Regions from separate parts of the Homo sapiens genome. Here regions 2, 3 and 4 are each linked to region 1. A link is a contact called in ENCODE Hi-C or POLR2A ChIA-PET data. All regions are on one chromosome and are shown on one strand. Each heading gives the region's core, a stretch centred on a gene start or an enhancer-like site at or near the end of the contact. The rest is flanking DNA. Distances are from core to core; before and after follow the strand shown. Region 1 holds the start of TEN1 (TEN1 subunit of CST complex). Region 2 holds the start of GALK1 (galactokinase 1). Region 3 overlaps RNF157 (ring finger protein 157). Region 4 overlaps UNC13D (unc-13 homolog D).

The links. Hi-C counts contacts between places; a loop is a spot of excess contacts on that map. ChIA-PET counts read pairs that join two places held with the same protein, here RNA polymerase II (POLR2A). Pooled maps may share reads with other maps.
Region 2: a pooled map shows a loop between it and region 1 (6-fold over the local background). The contact joins the promoter of GALK1 here to the promoter of TEN1 in region 1. A Hi-C loop is called at or near these places in 3 of 168 maps with a recorded cell type or tissue (CD8-positive, alpha-beta T cell, ascending aorta and naive thymus-derived CD4-positive, alpha-beta T cell), 4 of 37 single-sample maps with no recorded cell type and 13 of 50 pooled maps. POLR2A ChIA-PET finds 5 or more read pairs at or near these places in 8 of 52 experiments (B cell, CD4-positive, alpha-beta T cell, K562 and 5 more).
Region 3: a loop to region 1 is called in a pooled map, with 3 times the contacts of the local background. The contact joins the enhancer-like site here to the promoter of TEN1 in region 1. A Hi-C loop is called at or near these places in 6 of 50 pooled maps. POLR2A ChIA-PET finds 5 or more read pairs at or near these places in 6 of 52 experiments (CD4-positive, alpha-beta T cell, GM12878, HEK293 and 3 more).
Region 4: a pooled map shows a loop between it and region 1 (2.3-fold over the local background). The contact joins the enhancer-like site here to the promoter of TEN1 in region 1. A Hi-C loop is called at or near these places in 2 of 50 pooled maps. POLR2A ChIA-PET finds 5 or more read pairs at or near these places in 3 of 52 experiments (A549, Panc1 and WTC11).

The regions. Positions count from the first base shown.
Region 1 is chr17:75,976,685-75,982,123 of GRCh38, reverse strand. TEN1 (TEN1 subunit of CST complex) reads right to left here and starts at 2,884. Exons shown (of 4, transcript NM_001113324.3): 1 at 2,613-2,884. ACOX1 (acyl-CoA oxidase 1) reads left to right here and starts at 2,958. Exons shown (of 14, transcript NM_004035.7): 1 at 2,958-3,159; 2 at 3,431-3,590. The coding sequence starts at 3,051. TEN1-CDK3 (TEN1-CDK3 readthrough (NMD candidate)) reads right to left here and starts at 2,907. Exons shown (of 10, transcript NR_037709.1): 1 at 2,613-2,907. RefSeq lists enhancers at 2,396-2,495, 2,617-3,200, 3,066-3,295, 3,201-3,784 and a silencer at 2,916-2,985.
Region 2 is chr17:75,763,246-75,768,684 of GRCh38, reverse strand. GALK1 (galactokinase 1) reads left to right here and starts at 3,493. Exons shown (of 8, transcript NM_000154.2): 1 at 3,493-3,713; 2 at 4,599-4,788; 3 at 5,246-5,365. The coding sequence starts at 3,549. RefSeq lists silencers at 3,329-3,518, 3,749-3,898 and enhancers at 4,009-4,238, 4,269-4,478.
Region 3 is chr17:76,179,668-76,185,106 of GRCh38, reverse strand. All of the region lies in intron 2 of RNF157 (ring finger protein 157), which reads left to right. Among named protein-coding and RNA genes, the nearest start is that of FOXJ1, 41 kb to the right of the region's middle. Within about 2 kb of position 2,771, at least 2 of the 41 ENCODE cell types and tissues checked have a DNase peak (open chromatin) inside an H3K27ac peak, as active enhancers do.
Region 4 is chr17:75,823,547-75,828,985 of GRCh38, reverse strand. It overlaps UNC13D (unc-13 homolog D), which reads left to right. Exons shown (of 32, transcript NM_199242.3): 31 at 3-199; 32 at 900-1,761. The coding sequence ends at 1,021. It overlaps UNK (unk zinc finger), which reads right to left. Exons shown (of 16, transcript NM_001080419.3): 16 at 3,187-4,724. The coding sequence ends at 4,569. Among named protein-coding and RNA genes, the nearest start is that of UNC13D, 18 kb to the left of the region's middle. Within about 2 kb of position 1,250, at least 31 of the 41 ENCODE cell types and tissues checked have a DNase peak (open chromatin) inside an H3K27ac peak, as active enhancers do.

The sequences.
Region 1 (5,439 bases), core at 1,635-4,134:
AGCTAGGTCAGATAATTTCTTTTTGGCCAGTTTTTACACCAAAAGAAGGAGGGAAAGTTAAGAGTAATATATTTAGGGTTTTTTTTGTTTGTTTTTTGAGACAGAGTCTCACTCTGTCGCCCAGGCTGGAATGCAGTGGTGCAATCTCGGCTCACTGCAACCTCTGCCTCCCCGGTTCAAGCGATTCTCCTGCCTCAGACTCCCGAGTAGCCGGGACTACAGGCACATGGCACCTCGCTCGGCTTTTTTTGTATTTTTAGTAGAGACGGGGTTTCACCGTGTTAGCCAGGATGGTCTCGATCTCCTGACCTCGCTATCCACCTGCCTTGGCCTCCCAAAGTGCCAGGATTATAGGCGTGAGCCACCGCACCCAGCTTATATTTAGGGTTTTATGGCTGGCTTTGGGGGTAAATGACTCTGTTTTCTATGACCTGCCTTGGGGAAGAGGATTCTAACTTCTCTGGCTAGGCTCGGGGGAGAATGCACCTGAGGGAGAGGAGGACAGAAGGTAAAAAAAAAAAAAAAAACAACTTGCTTTGTGGGTTGCTTCTGAGGCCTTCATTTTGGGGTATTGTTTTCTGAGACCCAACACTACAAAACAATGGGCTTATACACTTCAAAAGTGTTAATGTCAGCCAGCCAGGCGCAGTGGCTCACGCCTGTAATCTCAGCACTTTGGAAGGCTGAGGCGAGCGGATCACATGAGGCCAGGAGTTGGAGACCAGCCTGGTCAACATAGTGAAACCCTGCCTCTAATAAAGACACAAAAATTAGCCAAGTGTGGTAGTACATTCCTGTAGTCCCAGCTACTCTGGAGGCTGAGGCATGAGAATCATTTGAACCCAGGAGGCGGAGGTTGCAGTGAGCTGAAATCATGCAACTGCACTCCAGCCTGGGTGACAGAGGAAGACATCATCTCAAAAGAAAAAAAAAAAGCGTTAAAGTCACAGAAGAAAAGTTCTTTGTTCTATTCTTGTAATTCTCGTGTAAATTTGAAATTATTTCAAAATAAAAACTCAGCAAATTTAGCTCTTCATCTAAGTCTTTTCTATTCAATGCTAAGTACACCCCTTATCATTGTTACATTAAGAGCAATTGGTTTCCTAGAATATTAGAACTAGAAGGTCAGCTGTCAAGCAGCCATTTGTTCACTCCACAAAGATTTCCTGAGCACCTTTAGCGGGGCAGGCACTGTGCCAGGTACAGAGAATAAACTAGACACCCTCTCTGCTGTTGAAGGGGCCTGAGATCAGCAGCTTAATAAGACAAATGAGGATCCTGAGGTCCTAGGGGTTAAGAGTGTGTATTATAGTTCTATTATTCAAATTATGAATGTTATGCATCTCTCGTAGTTTTACTTCTGAGAAAACCAAAGTCATAGTATTACACAGACTACAGACAGGCTAGGCGCAGCGGCTCACGCCTGTAATCCCGGCGCTTTGGGAGGCCGAGGCAGGTGGATCAACAGGTCAGGAATTCGAGACCAGCCTGGCCAACATGGCAAAATCCTGTCTCTACTAAAAATACAATTAGCTGGGTGTGGTGGCGAGCCCCTATAATCCCAGCTACTCGGGAGGCTGAGATAGGAGAATCGCTTGAACCCAGGGGGTGGAGGTTGCAATGAGCTGAGATCATACCACCACACTGCAGCCTGGGCGACAGAGCGAGACTCCGTCTCAAGAAAAAAAAAAAAAATGACTAGAGATGATTCAACAAATCCCTGAATCTCCCTTGTCTACAATCCCACTGGGCAGAACTGTTTTTGTTTTTTGTTTTTTTTCTGTAGAGACAGGGTCTCACTATGTTGCCCAGGATGGAGTGCAATGTCACAATCTTGGCTCACCGCAACCTCCACCTCCGGGGCTCAAGCCACCATCCCATCTCAGCCTTCAGAGTAGCTGGGACTACAGGCGCATGCCACTACACCCAGCTAATTTTTTGGTATTTTTTGTAGGGATGGGGTTTTGCCATGTTGCCCAGGCTGGTCTTGAACTCCTGGGCTCAAGTGATACGCCCGCCTCGTCCTCCCAAAGTGCTGGGATTCCAGGCGTGAGCCACCGCGCCCGGCCCTACACTAGGTTTTAACAGTAAGTGTGCATTTCCCACTTTGATGACGGTGATGGCGAAAGCAAAGAAGTCTGGATTCCAAGACCTCTAGTAACTGCCAGGTTGCGGGGGAAAATGTCTGGTTTCCCAGACAGAAGGCTTAGAGCAGCACCGCCCGCTTGGTCTCATTCTAAGTCCCCGTCCACCCCTTGAACAGCGCTCACAATCCCACACCCAGGGCCCCGGAACCCACGCCTCTGCCAGTAAAGACGCCATTATCTTAACAAAAGGTAACTGGAGCCTCTCCCCAAAGAGACTGGTTCCCGTCCCATTCTTCTCCAATCCGGGTGGATTTGGCAAAAGCCCAAGTGACCCTCCCTAGCAATTCCGCAAAGCCCCATCTCCCGCCCCAGACTCCAGAGTCTCCCGACCACTCTCATTTCGGAGAGGCCTAGGGGCACGGACCCGGAAGCGTGACAGAGGCCGCGGGGTAAGAGGGGGGCAAGTGCAGGCGCAATCCCTCCTCAGCCTCGTTGTCCCGCCCCCTTCCCAAGGCCCCAGCCAACCTGTTCTAGGCGTCGCCGGTCCTCGGATTTCTTCTTTCCGCCTCGCGTGGTCACGTGACGGGGGAGGGGCGGGATACAAAAAGTGCTTTATTTTCCCACTCCCCGGACGCCCAGCAGGGCAGTTTCTTGACCTTCGGAGCCCCTTTCCCGAGGATCCGCTCGGGAGCCTCCCCTGGCCAGGAGCAGGGGATTAGTCTGCCCCGCGACCGGCCCCAGCCACGACGCGGACATCGCCCCCTCTGTCTGGGCCGCTGTCACTCACGCGCCAAAGGGCCACGGAGAAAGAAGGGGCGGGCCGGGGCGGGCCGGGCGAGCGGAGGCGGGGACTTGCGCCGTCCTGAGGCTGCCTCCTAGGGTCCGGCCGGCGCTGGAGCTGCGGATTTAGATTGTCACTGCCACCTCGGTCGGTGCTTACTTCGCTGCCAGCTGGTCGTCGCCATGAACCCGGACCTGCGCAGGGAGCGGGATTCCGCCAGCTTCAACCCGGAGCTGCTTACACACATCCTGGACGGCAGCCCCGAGAAAACCCGGCGCCGCCGAGAGATCGGTGAGGGCGGCGGGCGAGACCTCCCTCCTTTCCCGAGAAAAGCTGGAGACTCCCTCGATGCGGAGTCAGGGGCGCTGTGGGGCCTAGGCCCTCTGGCCCAGCGTTAGGGGAGCCGGGACCCCCACTTCGAGGAACAGCCTGTGTCCCTGGTGGGGGGATATCGCCATTCCCCAGGTGTGTCCGCGACTCTGAAGCCTATTGTGATTCAGGGAGGGTGGAACGGAGGCCCGAGTGTCTGTCTGCCTTTTAATGCCCTTTAACCCCCTTTCAGAGAACATGATCCTGAACGACCCAGACTTCCAGCATGAGGACTTGAACTTCCTCACTCGCAGCCAGCGTTATGAGGTGGCTGTCAGGAAAAGTGCCATCATGGTGAAGAAGATGAGGGAGTTTGGCATCGCTGACCCTGATGAAATTATGTGGTTTAAAAAGTAGGTATGCCTTAGAACAGAGCAAGTGTTGTTAAGCCTAAACTTTACAGCTGCGGTCTATGGTGGCCTTTCATCACCGTGCTTGGTGTTTGAAGATGCAAACTGGCATATTTTCATGCAACTTTATAAAGTTATATGTGTGGCCGGGCGCGGTGGCTCACGCCTGTAATCCCAGCACTTTGGGAGGCCGAGGCGGGCGGATCACCAAGTCAGGAGATCGAGACCATTCTGGCTAACACGGTGAAACCCCATCTCTACTGAAAATACAAAAATTAGCCGGGCGTGGTGGCGGGCGCCTGTAGTTCCAGCTACTCGGGAGGCTGAGGCAGGAGAATAGCGTGAACTAGGGAGGCGGAGCTTGCAGTGAGCCGAGATCGCGCCACTGCACTCCAGCCTGGGCAAGAGTGCGAGACTCCATCTCAAAAAATAAATAAATAAATAAATAAATAAAGTTATATGTGTGAAAAATAATGTGATCACTTTTGTATCCAAGCCTTTTCGTGGGATGACGTGTTTGTAGAATGCTGATAATAAATGGAAATGCAGGAGTTTTTGTTCTCAAGAGTACAGTTTCAAGGATGTTGTAAAAGCATTGTTCTGCCCAAGCAACTCAAATTTGACTGATTTAAATGCAGAATCATTTTGCTCTTTGTAAGGAGGACTGCTAAAATTCTGAATCTGGGAGCATTTTTTTTTTTAGTTGCACGACCATTTAAATATTTTGGAGCAATAGCAGATTATATTATATGGTAGTGTGGACCTGGATGAAGAATGATCTGTGACGCCTCTGAATGAATAGAAAGTCTAAGAACCCAGTAGTTCTGAATCCATGACAGTGCTTGAATGGTTGTCTTGTGCATATGAGAGAGACGTCATAAAAACCTGCCTTGGTTCTAGTGTGGAAGAGAGTATATCCTTTTTTCAGACCATGTGTTTTGTTGTGTTTTTTGTTTTTGTTTTTGTTTTTTGAGACGGAGTCTCGCTCTGTCGCCCAGGCTGCAGTGCAGTGGCACGATCTCGGCTCACTCCAGCCTCCACCTCCCGGATTCAAGCGATTCTCCTGCTTCAGCCTCCTGAGTAGCTGGGATTACAGGCGCCCGCCACCACACCCGGCTAATTTTTGTATTTTTAGTAGAGATGGGGTTTCGCCATGTTGCCAGGCTGGTCTCAAACTCCTCACCTCGTGATCCACCCTGCTCCACAAGGAACGGTAAAAATAAATAAAAATAAGGACTTCGGGCCGGGCACAGTGGCTCATGCCTGTAATCTCAGCACTTTGGGAAGCCAAGGCAGGTGGATCACTTGAGGCCAGGAGCTCGAGACCAGCCTGGCCAAAATGGTGAAACTCTCTCTACTAAAAATACAAAAATTAGCCGGGCCTGGTGGTGCGCTTCTGGGGTCCCAGCTATTCAGGAGGCTGAGGCAGGAGAATCCCTTGAACCTGGGAGGCAAAGGCTGCACTGAGCCGAGATCACGCCACTGCACTCCAGACTGGGCAACAAAGAGAGACTCTGTCTCAAAAAAAAAAAAAAAAAAAAAAAAGACTTTTTTGCCTTAACCTAAACAAACACTATTACATGATCCTAGTACAAGATTATTTTGGCCTATAGCATTTTTTTCTCATTTATTCCTGGGCATTTTCTCTTTTAGGTTTCTCCATTTTAAAGGAACTCCAGTATTTTCATCGGTAAAGACTAAATCGTATGAGTGGTGTATAGACTAGAACCAAGCTAAATAGAACATGTTGCACGTTCTGCCTTTATGGTAATAATGGTCACTGCCTCTAGTGCCTTTGGTATCGATTTTCAGCTTGACTTGGGTTATTTTTGTGAAGATGAAATGGTTTACT
Region 2 (5,439 bases), core at 2,244-4,743, 210 kb after region 1:
ATTTTCCTTACCACAGAGAAACCTGCCATCCTTTGGCTCTGACCCTGCTATTCCCTCAGGCCTAAGCAACCGCTAATTAACTTTCCATCTGTAGAGATTTGCCGATTCTGGATATACAACAGGTGGTCTTGTGTGACTGGCTTCCTTCACTCACCATAATATTTTCAAAGTTCATTCTTTTTTTTTTTTTTTTGAGACGGAGTTTTGCGCTGTCACCTGGGCTGGAGTGCAGTGGCACGATCTCTGCTCACTGCAAGCTCCGCCTCCCAGGTTCACGCCATTCTCCTGCCTCAGCCTCCCGAGTAGCTGGGACTACAGGTGCCCGCCACCACGCCCAGCTAATTTTTTTCTTGAAGGCTCCATCCATGTTGTTACACGTATCAGTACTTCATTTCTTTTTATGGATTAATATTTCTATTGTATAGATACATCACTTGTTTTTTTTTCCCGAGACCAAGTCTCACTATGTCACCTAGGCTGGAGTGCAGTGACGAGATCTCGGTTCACTGCAAACTCCACCCCCCGGGTTCAAGTGATTCTTGTGTCTCAGCCTCCCGAGTAAGCTGGCATTACACATGTGCGCCACCATGCCTGGCTAATTTTTGTGTTTTCAGTAGAGATGGGGTTTCACCATGTTGGCCAGGCTGGTCTGGTCTTGAACTCCTGCTCTCAAGTGATCCGCCTACCTCGGTCTCCCAAAGTCTGGGATCACAGGCATGAACCACCACATCTGACATTTGAGCATCTTTTCATGTGCTTATTGGCCATTTGTATTTATATTATTTGGAAAAATGTCTCTTGAAATCTTTTGCTTTTTTTTTTTCTTCTTTGACACAGGGTCTCTCACCTTCTGAGTAGCTGGGACCACAGGTGTGTGCCACCCAACCTGGCTAATTTTTTTTTTTTTTTTTGTAGCAGTGAGGTCTTCCCACGTTGCCCAAGTTGGTCTCAAACTCCAAGCCCCTGAGATATACATGATTTGCAAGTACTTTCTTCCATTCTGTGAGTTGTCTTTTCACTTTCTTGACAATGTTCTTGTCAGGCCTCTGAGCCCAAGCTAAGCCATCATAGCCCCCGTGACCTGCACGTATACATCCAGATGGCCTGAAGCAACTGAATATCCACAAAAGAAGTGAAAATAGCCTTAACTGATGACATTCCACCACTGTGATTTGTTCCTGCCCCAACCTAACTGATCAATGTACTTTGTAATCTCCCCCACCCTTAAGAAGGTTCTTTGTAATTCTCCCCACCCTTGAGAATGTACTTTGTGAGATCCATCCCTGCCCGCAAAACATTGCTCCTAACTCCACCACCTATCCCAAAACCTATAAGAACTAATGATAATCCCACCACCCTTTGCTTACTCTTTTCAGACTCAGCCCGCCTGCACCCAGGTGAAATAAACAGCCTTGTTGCTCACACAAAGCCTGTTTGGTGGTCTGTTCACACGGACACGCGTGACAGTTCTTTGTTGCAGAAAAATATTTCACTTTGATGAAGTACAGTTTATTTTTCTGTTGTCACTTGTGCTTTTGATGTCATATCTAAAAAACCATTGCCTGGCCGCATTGGCTCACACCTGTATCCCAGCACTTTGGGAGGCTGAGGCAGGCAAATCACTTGAGGTCAGGAGTTCAAGAGCAGCCTGGCCAACATGGTGAAACCCTGCTTTTACAAAAATTATCCAGGCATGGTGGAGGGTGCCTGTAATCCCAGTTACTGGGGAGGCTGAGGCAGGAGAATCGCTTGAACCTGGGAGGCGGAGGTTGCAGTGAGCCAAGATCGCGCCACTGCACTCCAGCCTGGGTAACAGAGCAAGATCTGTCTAAAATAAATAAATACGTAAATAAATAAAAATAAAAAAACATGACTAGGTGTGGTGGCTAACGCCTGTAATCCCAGCACTTTGGGAGGCCAAGGTGGGTGGATCACCTGAGGTCAGGAGTTTGAGACCAGCCTGGCTAACCTGGTGAAACCCCAGTCTCCACTAAAAATACAAAAAATTAGCCGGGCATGGTGGCACGTGCCTGTAATCCCAGCTACTCCGGAGGCTGAGGCAGGAGAATCGCTTGAACCCGGGAGGCAGAGGTTGCAGTAAGCTGAGATCACGCCATTGCACTCCAGCTTGGACAACGAGAGCGAAACTCCGTCTCAAAAACAGAAACCAAATAAACATTTCCTAACCAATGTCACAAAACTGTACCCCTATGTTTTCTTCTAAGAGTTTTCAGAATTGCCCTTGGAATGCAGTTCCCCACTCTTTGGGCACACCCCTGAGCAGGCCCCAAGCTAAATCCCTGGCCATAACTCCCCACACTACTCCCACCCTAACCCCAAGCAAGCTGCTTACATTTCAGTCTTTCAGTTTCAAGGTTCCATGTAGGGTGGGCAGCTGTGGACAGGTATCAAGGCAGCAGTTGGGGCCGGCCAGCAGGTTTAGGATGCAGGATAGCAAGAGAAGAGTGCCTGACTGGGAACAAGGCCACGCCTCTGAGACAAGGGCTTCTGGGCTGAAGTAGTGCCTGCTGGGGCCAACAGCACAACCTACCTGGACAGCTGTGGCAGGTCCTTAAGGGAGGGGCTGGGCCCACTGCTGGCCACCGCCACCCTAGTCCAATTCTCCATTGCTAGGAGCTGTTGCGTATTACCTAGAAAAGGAGCTTGTAAAATTGACTCTCTGGTCACCACCAAACTTGTCTTTTTTTTTTTTGAGACAGAGTTTTGCTCTTGTTGCCCAGGCTGGAGTGCAATGGTGTGATCTCAGCTCACCGAAACCTCCGCCTCCCAGGTTCAAGTGATTCTCCTGCCTCAGCCTCCCGAGTAGCTGGGATTACAGGCATGAGCCACCATGCCCAGCTAATTTTGTATTTTTTAGTAGAGATGGGGTTTCTCCATGTTGGTCAGGCTGGTCTCCAACTCCCGACCTCAGGTGATCTGCACACCTCGGCCTCCCAAAGTGCTGGGATTACAGGCGTGAGCCACTGCGCCCGGCCCAAACTTGTCTGTCTTTATCTCTACTTACAGTGAGTGTCAGGTCACCCTCTTGGAGACCGGTGATCAGAGGCTGATGACCTCTCACAGCTGCTGGCCCTGGGGACCTAGGGGATCCCTTTGGGAATCCCAGGTCAACCGGGTGCCAGCTCCATTGCTCTGGCTGTGTGGGTGGTGGTGGGTGGTGAGGCACATAGAAAGTCACCAGCGCCAGGGAAGGGCAGCTCAGAAATCCTGGTCATGCCAAGTGCCACTCAGGGCTATTCTCACTCTAGTGAGTGCTCATTGGTTCTTCCCGAAGTCCAGAGGGAAGGACACCATCGGGGGCGCTGTATCCCACCCGGCACCATTAGCCCCTGCCACCCACCACCCAGCAGCTGGATTCCCACGGGAGTTGCGGGTGGGGGCGGAACCGGCTGAGGTCTGGGGGCGGGGCGTCCGGGCGCGGGGCGGGGCTGGCGGGAATGTGCGCACCCCCGCGCGGGGCCCCGCCCGAGCATCCCGCGCCGACGGGGCTGTGCCGGAGCAGCTGTGCAGAGCTGCAGGCGCGCGTCATGGCTGCTTTGAGACAGCCCCAGGTCGCGGAGCTGCTGGCCGAGGCCCGGCGAGCCTTCCGGGAGGAGTTCGGGGCCGAGCCCGAGCTGGCCGTGTCAGCGCCGGGCCGCGTCAACCTCATCGGGGAACACACGGACTACAACCAGGGCCTGGTGCTGCCTATGGTGAGGGGCTGCACGGGGAGCCCCTAGCCCGCCGCCGCCTGTCCCGGCCGCCGAGGAGGGCGGGCCTCGGGGACGCTGGGGGCGAGTTCTTCCCGCGGGAGATGTGGGGCGGGCAGCTGCGCCTGGAGCACCGGTGCACGGAAGAGTCCCCGGGACAGGCTGTTCCCCACGTTGGAAGGGAGGAAGCGAGGAAGTGGCCGGGAGAGGGTGCGCGGCCGCCTCTTGGCTCAAGCCCGCCCTCTGGGGGCTGGGGCTCCTCGCCTTCAACCTGGGAGCATGTTCCCCTTAAACTGTGAGGCCCTGTGTGCCACGCAGAAGGGGACACTCCGCGCCTCCGGCCACCGTGGGGCCCCAACCGCAGACCTGGGCGAACGTAGCCTTCTGGCCCAGCCCGTTCAATTTACAGAGGAGGAAACTGAGGCCTAGAGAGGCCCAGTGAACTGCTGGAGGTCACACAGCAGGTTCTTGGCGGGGCTGCGACTTGGGAGTGAGGACTCCCAGCTTTCAGCGGGGGGCGCTTTCCGCCCCATCTGCAGCTTGGGGAGTGCACAGGTACAGGATGTCCAGAGCCACCCCAAAATGTAAAGGCTTTGGAGCTCCAGTGATCTGTTTTCCCTTTGGGCTAGCTCTCCCCCTTGCCCCACAGCTCAGGGCAGAGTCCAGGTCTGTGCTCCAGCTGCAGCCGCCCCGCCCCTGAAGACCTAAGGGGGCAGGGCTCAAGCCCCCAAGGTCAGCTGGCCCTCAGGATCTTCCCTGCGACGCTGAACCTGGAGGTTCAGAACCTGATGACTGTGGAGGCATCAGAACCTCGGCTGGAGGCAGTGTCATTGGAGAGGCTTACTCCAGCTGGCGGAAGCCTCACGTACTGCTTGTCTCTCCTGCCAGGCTCTGGAGCTCATGACGGTGCTGGTGGGCAGCCCCCGCAAGGATGGGCTGGTGTCTCTCCTCACCACCTCTGAGGGTGCCGATGAGCCCCAGCGGCTGCAGTTTCCACTGCCCACAGCCCAGCGCTCGCTGGAGCCTGGGACTCCTCGGTGGGCCAACTATGTCAAGGGAGTGATTCAGTACTACCCAGGTATGGGGCCCAGGCCTGAGCCAAGTCCTCACTGATACTAGGAGTGCCACCTCACAGCCACAGAGCCCATTCATTTGTCTGATACACTGTGGGGAAGGCTTGTAGAGTGGAGCATCCCATTGTACAGATGAGGAAACTGATGCCCCCAGAAGGTCGGGAACTTGCCCTGGGTTTCCCGTGACCTGATTGGAGGAGCCAGGATTTGAACCCCAGCCTTTTTTCCCTCCAGAGCCCTAAACCAGGAGGACAATTAGAAGTGTCCCAGCAACCTCAGAGGGTGGGAAAATGGAGGGCAGTGGGTCCCTTGGCCCAGCAGGTTGGTGGCTTCTGACAATTGAGACACACACCCTAGAAACAGCTGCTAGGCCGTTGCTGCCCTTCCCGCCAGGACACCTGCCCTTCCTGTGCCATCCTCCCAGGCAGCCCCTCTTACCATCACCTGTTCTTTCCCCTGCAGCTGCCCCCCTCCCTGGCTTCAGTGCAGTGGTGGTCAGCTCAGTGCCCCTGGGGGGTGGCCTGTCCAGCTCAGCATCCTTGGAAGTGGCCACGTACACCTTCCTCCAGCAGCTCTGTCCAGGTACCAGCTAGGCCCCAGCCCTGACCCAGCCCTCCTTCCCTGAGGTCTCCAGGTGGTCCCAGCTTCTACTATGC
Region 3 (5,439 bases), core at 1,522-4,021, 200 kb before region 1:
GACCTAAAACATAAGGAGAGATATAGAATGGATCTGTGATGGTCATTACCAAGATCTATGCCATTTTATGATGTGTTCTTTACTCTGTGGTAGGTTTTTCGTACCCTTATCACCTGTTAAGGTGAACAGAGAGAATTGCTTAACTGTGCAATTGCTTAATTAAATATTTTGGAAAAGGTCAACATTAGGTGGGAGGTCATATAGCCATGACGTTGGTCTTGTGTACTTCCTGCCAAGAGACCTAGCAGAGGAGTTCGAAGACTATAAATGGAGTGCTTTCTTGGATTGATTTCTTTGATAGCCAAATCTGAAGACAAAGCATTTTTGTGTGCAAGGTCATCTGTGACACTCTCTTGCTATCTCCCTCATATCTTTGATTTGGGTACAAAGAATATCTTTTATCTTGTCAGCTTTGTGATTACCATTCATTCTAAGCTGGTGATTGGCTCCCCATGAGGATTGGTTGAAAAATTAGTGAAAAGAGGTTTACTGCAGTTAATATAGATCATTGTTGTTCTGATCTACAGCAGGCACATCAGTCTGTCTCAGGGATGAATCTGGGTAAATAGGCAAATTTGTATTCACTTCACAGCATTCAAGCAAATACGAAGCTGCTCTCCCCAACACTGATCCATCACCAGTCTAAAAATATCCACTGGTAAGCCTTGGACACGTTATGTATCTCAGGAGAAGGGAAGCAGAGAAAGCTGGGAAAATAACCAGGCATCAAATAAAAATGAAATAGAATTTAAACACAAAACCCTATAAAAAAAGAGATTATGTAGTACCATGAATGAGTTTTTGATATGACCCCAGGTGTTGGTTTCTATAGTAATTATTATTTGATTCTCTGGCATAAATATTAAATGTCTGCCCAATATACAAAATGTGTACTTTGCTTTTTTTTTTTTTTTTTTAGATGGAGTCTTGCTCTGTCGCCCAGGCTGGAGTACAGTGGCACTATCTTGGCTCACTGAAACCTCTGCCTCCCAGGTTCAAGTGATTATCTTGCCTCAGCCTCCCAAGTAGCTAGGATTACAGGCGCGTGCCGCTGTGCCTGGCTAATTTTTTGTGTTTTTAGTAGAGACGGGGTTTCACCATGCTGGCCAGGCTGGTCTCAAACTCCTGGCCTCAACCAACCCGCCCACCTCAGCTTCCCAAAGTGCTGGGATTACAGGTGTGAGCCACCGCTCCCAGCCTGTACTTTGCTATTTTAATTATAAATTGTCTAAAATGGTTTCCTGTCTTTGGAAGCATATTTTTGGTATTTTGGGTTTTTTGTTTTTACTTAAGTAAAAAAATTAATATAAAATAAATTACATAAATACATAATTTATAATTAAACAAATGAAGAAATAATTGAATAATTGAATGATAAAGGACAGCTCTTCCTTACAGTAGAATCCCAGCTAATAAATGTAGAAAGCTATAATTATTCTATATCCATAAATGTTTTTTAATGTGGAAGAAATGATAGAAATTAGCCAGCTGTGATGACTTGCTTGTAGTCCCAGCTACTCGGGAAGCTGAGGCAGGAGGATCACTTGAGCCCAGTAGTTCAAGGCTGTAGTGCACTATGGTCACAGTGAATAGCCACTGCATTCCAGCATGGAAACATAGCAAGACCCTACCTCTAAAAAACAAAACAAAAAAAAACTTTATGTGAATTTATTTTGGTATATAATTAAATATTATTAGCTGCAGAAGACCAGCATTTTTTCTTTCAGTGGGGTCTCTAACCTACCTGCATCAGAATTGGTTGGAATGTTTATTAAAATACAGATTCCTAGTTCCTACCCCAAACTAGCTGAATCAGAATTCTAGTGACAGGGCCCTGGGATCTGCAGTTTTCAAAAATATTCCCACGTGAGGCCGGGCGTGGTGGCTCACACCTGGAATCCCAGCACTTTGGGAGGCTGAGGCGGGCGGATCGCCTGAGGTCAGGAGTTCGAGACCAGCCTGACCAACATGGAGAAACCCTATCTCTACTAAAAATACAAAAAAATTAGCCAGGCATGGTGGCAGACGCCTGTAATCCCAGCTACTCGGGAAGCAAGGCTGAGGCAGGAGAATCGCTTGAACCCGGGAGGCGGAGGTTGCAGTGAGCCAAGATCGTGCCATTGCACTCCAGCCAGGGCAACAAGAGCGAAAAGTAACCAACAGAAGTATACAATATCAATACTTTCTTTACCTGAGAATTGATGGTAATAATATAGTTTTCATATTATTATGATATATAGGATATATATATCCTATATATCCTATATATCATATATAGGATATATAGGATATATATCTCTCTCATATATATATCTCTCATATATATATATATATATATATATATATGAGACGAGGCCTGAATCTAATAGCAAATGAAAACAAAGTATATACTTTAAAAAAAGATTTATGTTGAAGTTAACTTTATTTTTATGGATGGGATGAATGGATTATTGTGTTTTTTTGTAGACTACTGGGAATTGCCTAATAATTTACACACAGAGTAAGATGTCCTTTCACATGTACTGTGACCATATTTTTTTACAGCAAAAATAGTACAACCGTAGGAGTAGTGTAATATTTGAAATCAGAATGGTAAAAAAAAAAATCTAGGACATGTGATTGATACACACACACACACACACACACACACACACAGACTAAATGCGTGTGTGCCCATGTGTATGTGAATGCACGTGCACCCTTCTGGCCTGCATTTGGGCATGGTCTGGCAATTTCATCTTTCGTCACCAGGTGGCGCTTTGCCGATGTGATGTGCTGGTAAAAGGAAGCTGATGAGCACCAGGGTCAAAAGCCAAAGAGGAGTTGCTCACGTAACACACAGAGCCTTCGTCAGCAAACGCCTGAGGTCCACCAAAAGAGGTCTTCTGGCTGAGCCCAACTCTACTTCCATTCTGGGTTTGAGATGTTTGGGATTTAAGTTATTCTCAGATTCAGGCTTACTTCAGGACAGACACAGCAGCCCAGTCCCAGGAGGATGTTGTATCCAAGCATGCAGGGCACCAGATGCAAGCTTGACGCCCCTTTACAGATGGAACTAAGAGAGGTTTGCTTGACTCTTCACTGTGTCCCTCAGGCCTAGTTCAGTACTCAGGATATAGTGAGAGTGCTGAATGAATGGGTAAATGTCTTTGTTTTTTGAAAATTATTTATTTATTTATTCTTTTTTTTTTTTTTTTTTGAGACAGAGTCTCACTCGGTCACCCAGGCTGGAGTGCAGTGGTGTGATCTCAGCTCACTGCAACCTCTGCCTCCTGGGTTCAAGTGATTCTCCTGCCTCAGCCTTCTGAGTAACTGGGAGTACAGGCACACGCCACCACACCCAGCTGATTTTTGTATTTTTAGTAGAGATGAGGTTTCACCATGTTGGCCAGCCTGGTCTCAAACTCTGGACCTCAGGTGATCTGCCTGTCTCGGCTTCCCAAAGTGCTGGGATTAGATGTGAGCCACCGCACCCGACCATTTTTTGAAAACAATTTAGTGAAGAAGTCGCCATATTTTAGAACTATCTGGCAGTAACACATCTTTGAGCATCTTGGGTGGAAGGTAAACGCTGACTGACGTATCCATTGTGGCTGTGGCTGCTGGCAGTGTTCTCTGACATCACCCTGCCCTCAGTGTACATTTGTATCTTCTGCAGGTACTGTTAGATCTTATAGACAAAGATTTTGTCATACTGTGCTCCAAGAAAGCTCTTCTCTAAGAAGACCTTAGATACTCCTGTTAAAGATAGAAAGGAGTGTGGTGCGTGGTATGATTTTGTACATACTGCCATCTAAGCATAGGGCGCCATTGGAGATTTTTGGCTAGCTTCCAGAACCTTCACAGAATTCAGTACTGTTTGCCATGATGGTATAACTTTCAGACTCCCCGAACTCTGCTCAGGTCCCTGGAACACTCCTAGGATTAGAAGAGCCTGTAGACTTGCCCTACAGTAGAAGCAGTGCAATAGAGTATGGCTTTTGGAGTCAGATGTACCTGGGTTCAAATTGTGGTTCTGCTGCTCATTAGCTCTGGGACCCTGGATGATTACGTGAATCTTTTGAGTCTCGGTTTCTTTATCTGTAGAATGTCAGTTTGTTTAACTGACATTCTTCATTTTTCAGTCGGCTACTGTATTTCTCCGGCATGTTGGACTGTCCTCCAGCATACACACGGAACTTACAGGCTGGTGAGAGGGGCAGGCATGTTGTTCCTTTCGAGAATGTGAAATAAGAGCATACCTAAACTAGAGCTGGATGGCGGTGATGGCCGCACGATAATGCGAATGTGAATGTTACTTAATGCCGCTGAACTGTATACTTGAATATGATTGAGATAGTAAATTTCATGTTATGTGTATTTTACCAAGATAAAAATAAAAAGACCAGGTGTGGTGGCTTACACCTCTAATCCCCGCACTTTGGGAAGCTGAGGCGAGAAGATCACTTGAACTCAAGAGTTTGAGACCAGCCTGGGCAACATAGTAAAACCCCATCTCTACGAAAATTTAAAAATAAAGATAAAAAATATGTAAAGTAAAATGGGGGACAAAAAGAATCTATCTAAAGTACCTAGCATAATGCCTGGCACATAGTAGATACTCAGTTAAATATTTCCTTACATTCTCTTTTTTCATGATTTGCCAAGCTGTAATTGCAGGTTACCCAAGTTTTACCCCATGAAAGGGGCTTTCTTTTGGCAGAGTTTTCTGGTTAGATGAATAGATTAGGGGGATCTGTGCCTTGCTTTTCTGTCGTAAAGGTACTCACACTTAATGTTTGGTCCCCAAATCCCTGAGCAGACCAAATTTCATTCTTTGTTCATGAGTCTTGATCTGAGGCCTGTTTTCATTATAAAAAGTGAAATAGGATTCTAGAAGCTGCATTTAGTTGTCCTTCATAAGGCTGTTAAGGGTTTATTTACTCCAGAATGATACCTGAGAAACAGGAAGCCATTCTATAAATCCATACTGAGCTTGAGGTAAGAGATCAGAAAGCTTCTCAGTCTCCCTCTGTCTGTGGACCTGGGGCATGTTGTGTGCAAGACAGAAAAGGAAGCTCTTCCTGTTTCCGGATATGCCAGGATGCTTACATCAGAAAGACTTTATCTGGTCTTCCTTGTCACCATGCACTCCCTTACTCAGTAGACCTAGGGCTGAGAAAATTACCCTTTGCAGACTCTAAAAAAGAAAACAGAAACTCTGTGGATATGAACTGAGAAAACGATTGCTAATGCTAAGTACAGTGGACTGGTGCATGAGTACTTCAGAAAAATGCTTGGCCCTGAATCTGTTCTGAGCTTCATCTTTCTTGGTCCCAAGAAGGCATTAGTTTTCTTTCCTTTCATACTTACCTGTTAGCATATGAGTGAGATCTCTGGTTTTAGGTTGAAATAAGATACTTATTTTTTGTTTTTGAGACAGAGTCTCGCTTGTTGCCC
Region 4 (5,439 bases), core at 1-2,500, 150 kb after region 1:
AGCCTGGTGCCTGCTGAGCCGTGCCGCAAGGCTGGGGCATGCCTCCTGCTCACCGTGCTGGACTACGACACGCTGGGGGCCGACGACCTGGAAGGCGAGGCCTTCCTGCCGCTGCGTGAGGTGCCCGGGCTGAGTGGCTCTGAGGAGCCTGGTGAGGTGCCTCAGACCCGCCTGCCCCTCACGTACCCCGCACCCAACGGTAGGCCTGAGCCCAGGGCAGGGTGGTGCGGGGACGGGAGCCTGTAAAGCTCAGGCAGGGGCCCCAGAGAGGTGATGCCAGGGTCGGAGAACAGCTTCCCTGGAGACGGGAGCCAGTGGGACAGCCACGGCCCATCTCTCGGTCTAATCAAGAGACCAGTGAACTTTAAGCTAAGTGTAACGTGACTCTCCTTGCATGGGGAAGTCACCAAGAAGTTTAACTGGGGAGAAGGGCCTGGATCTCACTCGGCGGGGCCGCTTCCCTGCAGAGCATTTTTGATACCAGCAACGGTCTGATGCTTGTGCACTTATTATGAGCAAGTGCTAAGCACTTTATGCATTCCAGCCAACGAAGCAGATATTAGCACTCTTTTACAGATGAGTAAACCGAGGCATGAAAAGGTTAACTTGCTAGCTTTAGGTTCTCGTATAAAAAGGTAATAGTCAAACCTCAGGCACATCTCAGCCCCTCGCTGCAGTCAGGACAGTGTCCCAGCAGCACTCTGTCTGTTACGCGACCCGACCGGATGCGTCTGTCAGACCACCTCCTGGGCTGGGCTGGCGCGGGTCTGTCACTTGTTTCCTTCCAGGTTGTTGGGGAGATGGAGCAGTGTTGTGTACCCCCCCACACACTCTTCTCTGCCACCACCAGGCACTGCCCTCTCCCCTGGCATCTGACCCCCAAACCCCTCTCTCCGCAGGGGACCCAATCCTGCAGCTGCTGGAGGGCCGGAAGGGTGACCGAGAAGCCCAGGTCTTTGTGAGGCTGCGGCGGCACCGGGCCAAGCAGGCCTCCCAGCATGCCTTGCGGCCGGCACCGTAGCCGTAGAGGTTTGCGGTGGGGCTGGGTCCCCGGTGGGGACTTGCAAGGGCTTTCCTGTAGGGTCTGGGGCTTCCCCGCCACATCGCGGCCCTCCAGCCTGGCCTAACACTTGGGGAGCCCCAGCATGCGGAGTGCCCAGAGTGCAGACCTCCCCTGCCTCCCATGGTGATGGGGGCTCAGCAGCGACATCTCTACTCCCGCCTCCCTGCCTCCAGCCCTGGCTGCAATGTCTCTACCACATCCCAGCACCAGGGGGAGCAAACCCTGCCCCTGCCCGCCTCTCAGAAAAGCTGCTGTGGTGGGCAGGGGATTGGGCCATCTGTCTCCTGGCCCTGGCCCATCTGCCTCCTGGCCTTCCTGTTCCAGCCACTGGGGTGGGGGCCAGGTTCACTGGGACCAGGGCTACAGGCACAGAGTCTCCTGGAAAAGGGAGAGGGGACCCTGCCAAAGATGAGGCTCCAGCTGCCCTGGGGGGAGGGTGGTGGCCATTACTAGAGGGGGCCTGGGTCCTCTCCCCAGGGGCTGCCAGCATCCAGGCCAGGAAGCCTGGAGCCAAGAACCTTCTGGCTCTGAGGGAGCAAGAGCTGGCAGGCGGCAGGGCTGGCACAGACAGACGGAAGCAGAAAGGACAGTTTGGCTGCTGTGTCTGCTGCGCACGCCCCCTCCCCGGACAGCACCTGCCACCTAGAAACTTTCTTAGCAAAAAAATTAATAAAAACAAATCCATTGTCCTCTTAAAATATGCCTTTGGCCTACAGTGGGGCCTGGAATGCGAGCCAGGCCGGGTAGCTTCCTCCCCAGCCCTCAGGGGACTTTGAGCTACCGCCACCTTGGGGTAGCTACAAAGCAGGGGGGTAGGTGTGGAAATAACTGAGGCAGAGGCAGGGCTAGGGTGATTTTTGGCCGTGGGCTTTGAATAAATTGCTTTACCAGGCATACCAGTTCCTGTGGTGACACCCAGGACAGGGACCCGTTCCTCGGGGGAGCACAGTGAGCAGGGGCCTCCCAGGGGTGCAGGTTGAGGCTGAGGGGCTGCTCTTGAGACAGTAGGGCGTAGAGGAGCTGGGTCCCTCCCCTGCCTGGGGGGTGTCAGAACCTGAGGCCTGGTCATCACGTCATCCTAGCTGTGTGACCCTGGTTCCATGTCGGAACCTCTGAGTCTGCACAAAATGAGGACAGGAGTCGAGGTTAGCTGAGATGACATCCAAGGCCCGAGACCATGCAAAGAGGATCCCACCAGGGTGTTTTCTCACCCCCCACCGCACAGCCTAGTTGAGGAGGTGGGAGGGAGGACGTACCTCTTAGGCCTCAGCCCCTCATCCCTCAGGGGCAGGGTAGGGTGAAGAAGGCAGAAGGCAGGACTTCCTCTGGGTCCTACCAGCAAATCATCCCAATGGGAAGGCACTGGGTTTTTTGTTTTTGTGATGGAGTCTCACTCTGTCGCCCAGCTGGAGTGCAATGGGGCAATCTCAGCTCACTGCAACCTCTGCGTCCCGGGTTCAAAGGATCCTCCTGCCTCAGCCTCCTGAGTAGCTGGAACTACAGGCATGTGCCACCACACCTGGCTAATTTTTGTATTTTTTTTTTTTTTAGTAGAGACGGGGTTTCACCATTTTGGCCAGGCTGGTCTCGAACTCCTGACCTCAAGTGATCTGCCCGCCTCGGCCTGTTTTTGTTTTTGAGATGGGATCTCACTCTGTCACCCAAGCTGGAGGCAGCTGTGCAATCATGGCTCACTGCCGCCTCGACCTCCTGGGCTCAAGTGATCCTCCCACCTCAGCCTCCCTAGTAGCTGGGACCACAGGCATGCGCCACCATGCCCAGTTGGGAAGACACTGTTCCTCTGAGAAACAGTTACGGGCCCTATTGCCAGTCACCGCTGACCACACAGCCCTAAAGAGTCCTAGGGCCTGGGGGGCCTCTGTGTCCAAGGCTAAGGGTCCCTGTGTCATCAACCGCTAGGCCTAGGTCGGAGAGCACTTGAACTGTCTTGGGGCCTGATGGGCCCAGGAAGTTTCCAGCCCTCTCCAGCTGCCTTACCACAGCTCAGGGGTGTGGGCAGCAGCCGTTTCCATGGCTGAGGCAAGGCTCCTGGCCCACCTCATAGTTCAGAGGCCCTCTTTTGGGACCCACTCCCCCTCACCCCCATGTAAACAAGCTACCACTGCAAGTTCATATTTTATTTCCAATAGGTTTGGAGCTTTGTTGATTTTTGCATTTTTGTAAAAAAGGAAAAAGTTTTCACTTAATTCATTGAAAGCCCTTTCGTGCTGAGCCCAAGGGGGAGCCTGGGCCAGGACCAGACCCTCTCAGCCCTCTTGTTCCTACCGCAGACACCCGGTGCTGGGGGTGCGGCTGCTCCCCTCCGCCCACTCTGCCCTCCCGCCCCTGCTGCATCTCTCTCTGTACAGAACAATTTTTAAAATGGAAGCTAAGACACAATATACACTGGACAGGCACACACACACGCACACAGGCGTCCGCCCAGAACAGGGCGGGACACCAGCTGCACTCAGAGAGCACCAAGGAATGCAAACGGAGCCCCTCCGGGTAGGAGGGCAGGGCCTGGGCCCCCTTGGTCCTCAGTCCTCAGTCCGCACTCCTCCCCGCCAATTGCCCTGCTAGCTGCCAGAGAGGGGAGGGGGCAGGGAGAGCTGGGGGCAGCTGGTTGGGGGCGGTGGTCATAGAATGAGTACCAGCCTGGTAGGCGGCCCTGGGGCCAGGGAGGCTCTTGTGGGGAGTCCGGGGAGGGGCGGCGGGGGGAAGGACTGAGGGTGGACCCTCAGGAACCTGAGGGCTGGAACTCCTGGGCCTTGCCCCTCAAGGAGCTTCAAGGGCCCAGGTGTCAGGAGTGGGGCTGGCCCTGCAGCACTGGCCTCCAGCCCTTGCTGTTCTCCCCAAGACTAAATTAACATTTGGTAAACTTAGGAGCTAAGCCAGCTGAGACCCCCAGCACTCCCCCTCGGGCCTCCCTGAGGCCCTCACAGCTGGGGGCCAGGCCTGCTCTGGGGGACCCACGTCTTCCACACTCCACCCTTGCCCTGGCAAGGAGGTAGGGGGAGCAGGGCCTGCCCTGAGGGCTTCTCCCTTCCCCTTAGTGCCTTCCAGTCCCACCCTTCCCTGCTCAGGCCCCAGGAAGAAGTTAAAAATAGTTAGTTCCTACATTAAAAAAGAGACAGAACCAGATTCTCTGCCAAAAGGCCAGTGGGAGAAGAGGGGATGTCATCTCTGCAGTGGGAAGGGCAGGGAGTGGGTAGGGGAGGACTGCAAAATAGTTTCTTCTTTTAAAAAGTGCTTGGTAAGTCTTTTAAAGTGTGTGTCTATATCTATGTACAGATATACACACAGACACTGTCCACACCACCACGCATACCTGCACACATACGGAAATGTATACATATACATACATACGGAAATGTATACATATACATAATCATATACATATACATACATACATACACATATATATATATATTCATATATATATATATACTTTAAAAAGTCCTAGGTGAGAAGATCTGGGCCAGGCTGGGCCAGGCCTGCAGGGTCACGACTGGAGGGTGTGGGCCCGGCCAGGCTGGCAGATGGGGCACTCGCTGCCCTCAGCGCAGAGCTCACACAGCGCAGCGTGTTGGCACGGCAGCACTGCCCGCTTCTGTTCCTGACACTTAAGGCATTTCACCGACTGCATGTGGAACACGGCCTGCAGGGAAAGGGGCATCGTGGTCACCATCCATGGGTCTGGCCCCAAGTTGAGCGAGGAGTTCCCTTGATCCTCACTGCAGCCCCTTGGGATGGGAAAACTGAGGTACCGAGCTCAACAGTGTGCTCCCAGACCCCTGTTGGCAGGTGAGAGAGCAGGCTGAGTCCACCTCTGCATGGGGCATGGCCAGGCTGCCACAAGACCCACCCCTCAGAGAGGCTTCGCCCAGTCTCATTTGACCTTGTAATCCCCAGATGGGGAAAATGAGGCCCAGAAAGGGCTGGGACATGCCCAGGGCCACACCCGGGGGCTTGGCTGCCCGAGAACAGAGGAAAGACAGCTCTTCCCACCATGCCACGTTGGCCCCGGGGACCCAGCAGGAGACCTGGGAAGGCAGGGGTAGCCCTGGGGTCCTGGGCCTCACTGGAAGGCCCGCTGCTCCATGGAGGGTGTACAGGAGGACGCATTTGGGGCCCAGGCATTTGTGAGAAGCTTGGTCAGGGCCGCCCTCAGGGGTGCTGGGGGTGGCACCGACACCCCTCACCCCCAGCCTTTTCACCTTCCCCAGTGCACTCTCCTCACCCATTCCCAGCAGGCCGGCCTTTTGAGTGCTGGCCCAGTGCTGGGCAGAGGCTCTCAGGAGGGTGGCCATCCCTGGAGCAGCCTGGACCAGGTCAGAGTCCAAGAGCTGGCTGAGGCCACCGTGCATCCCACC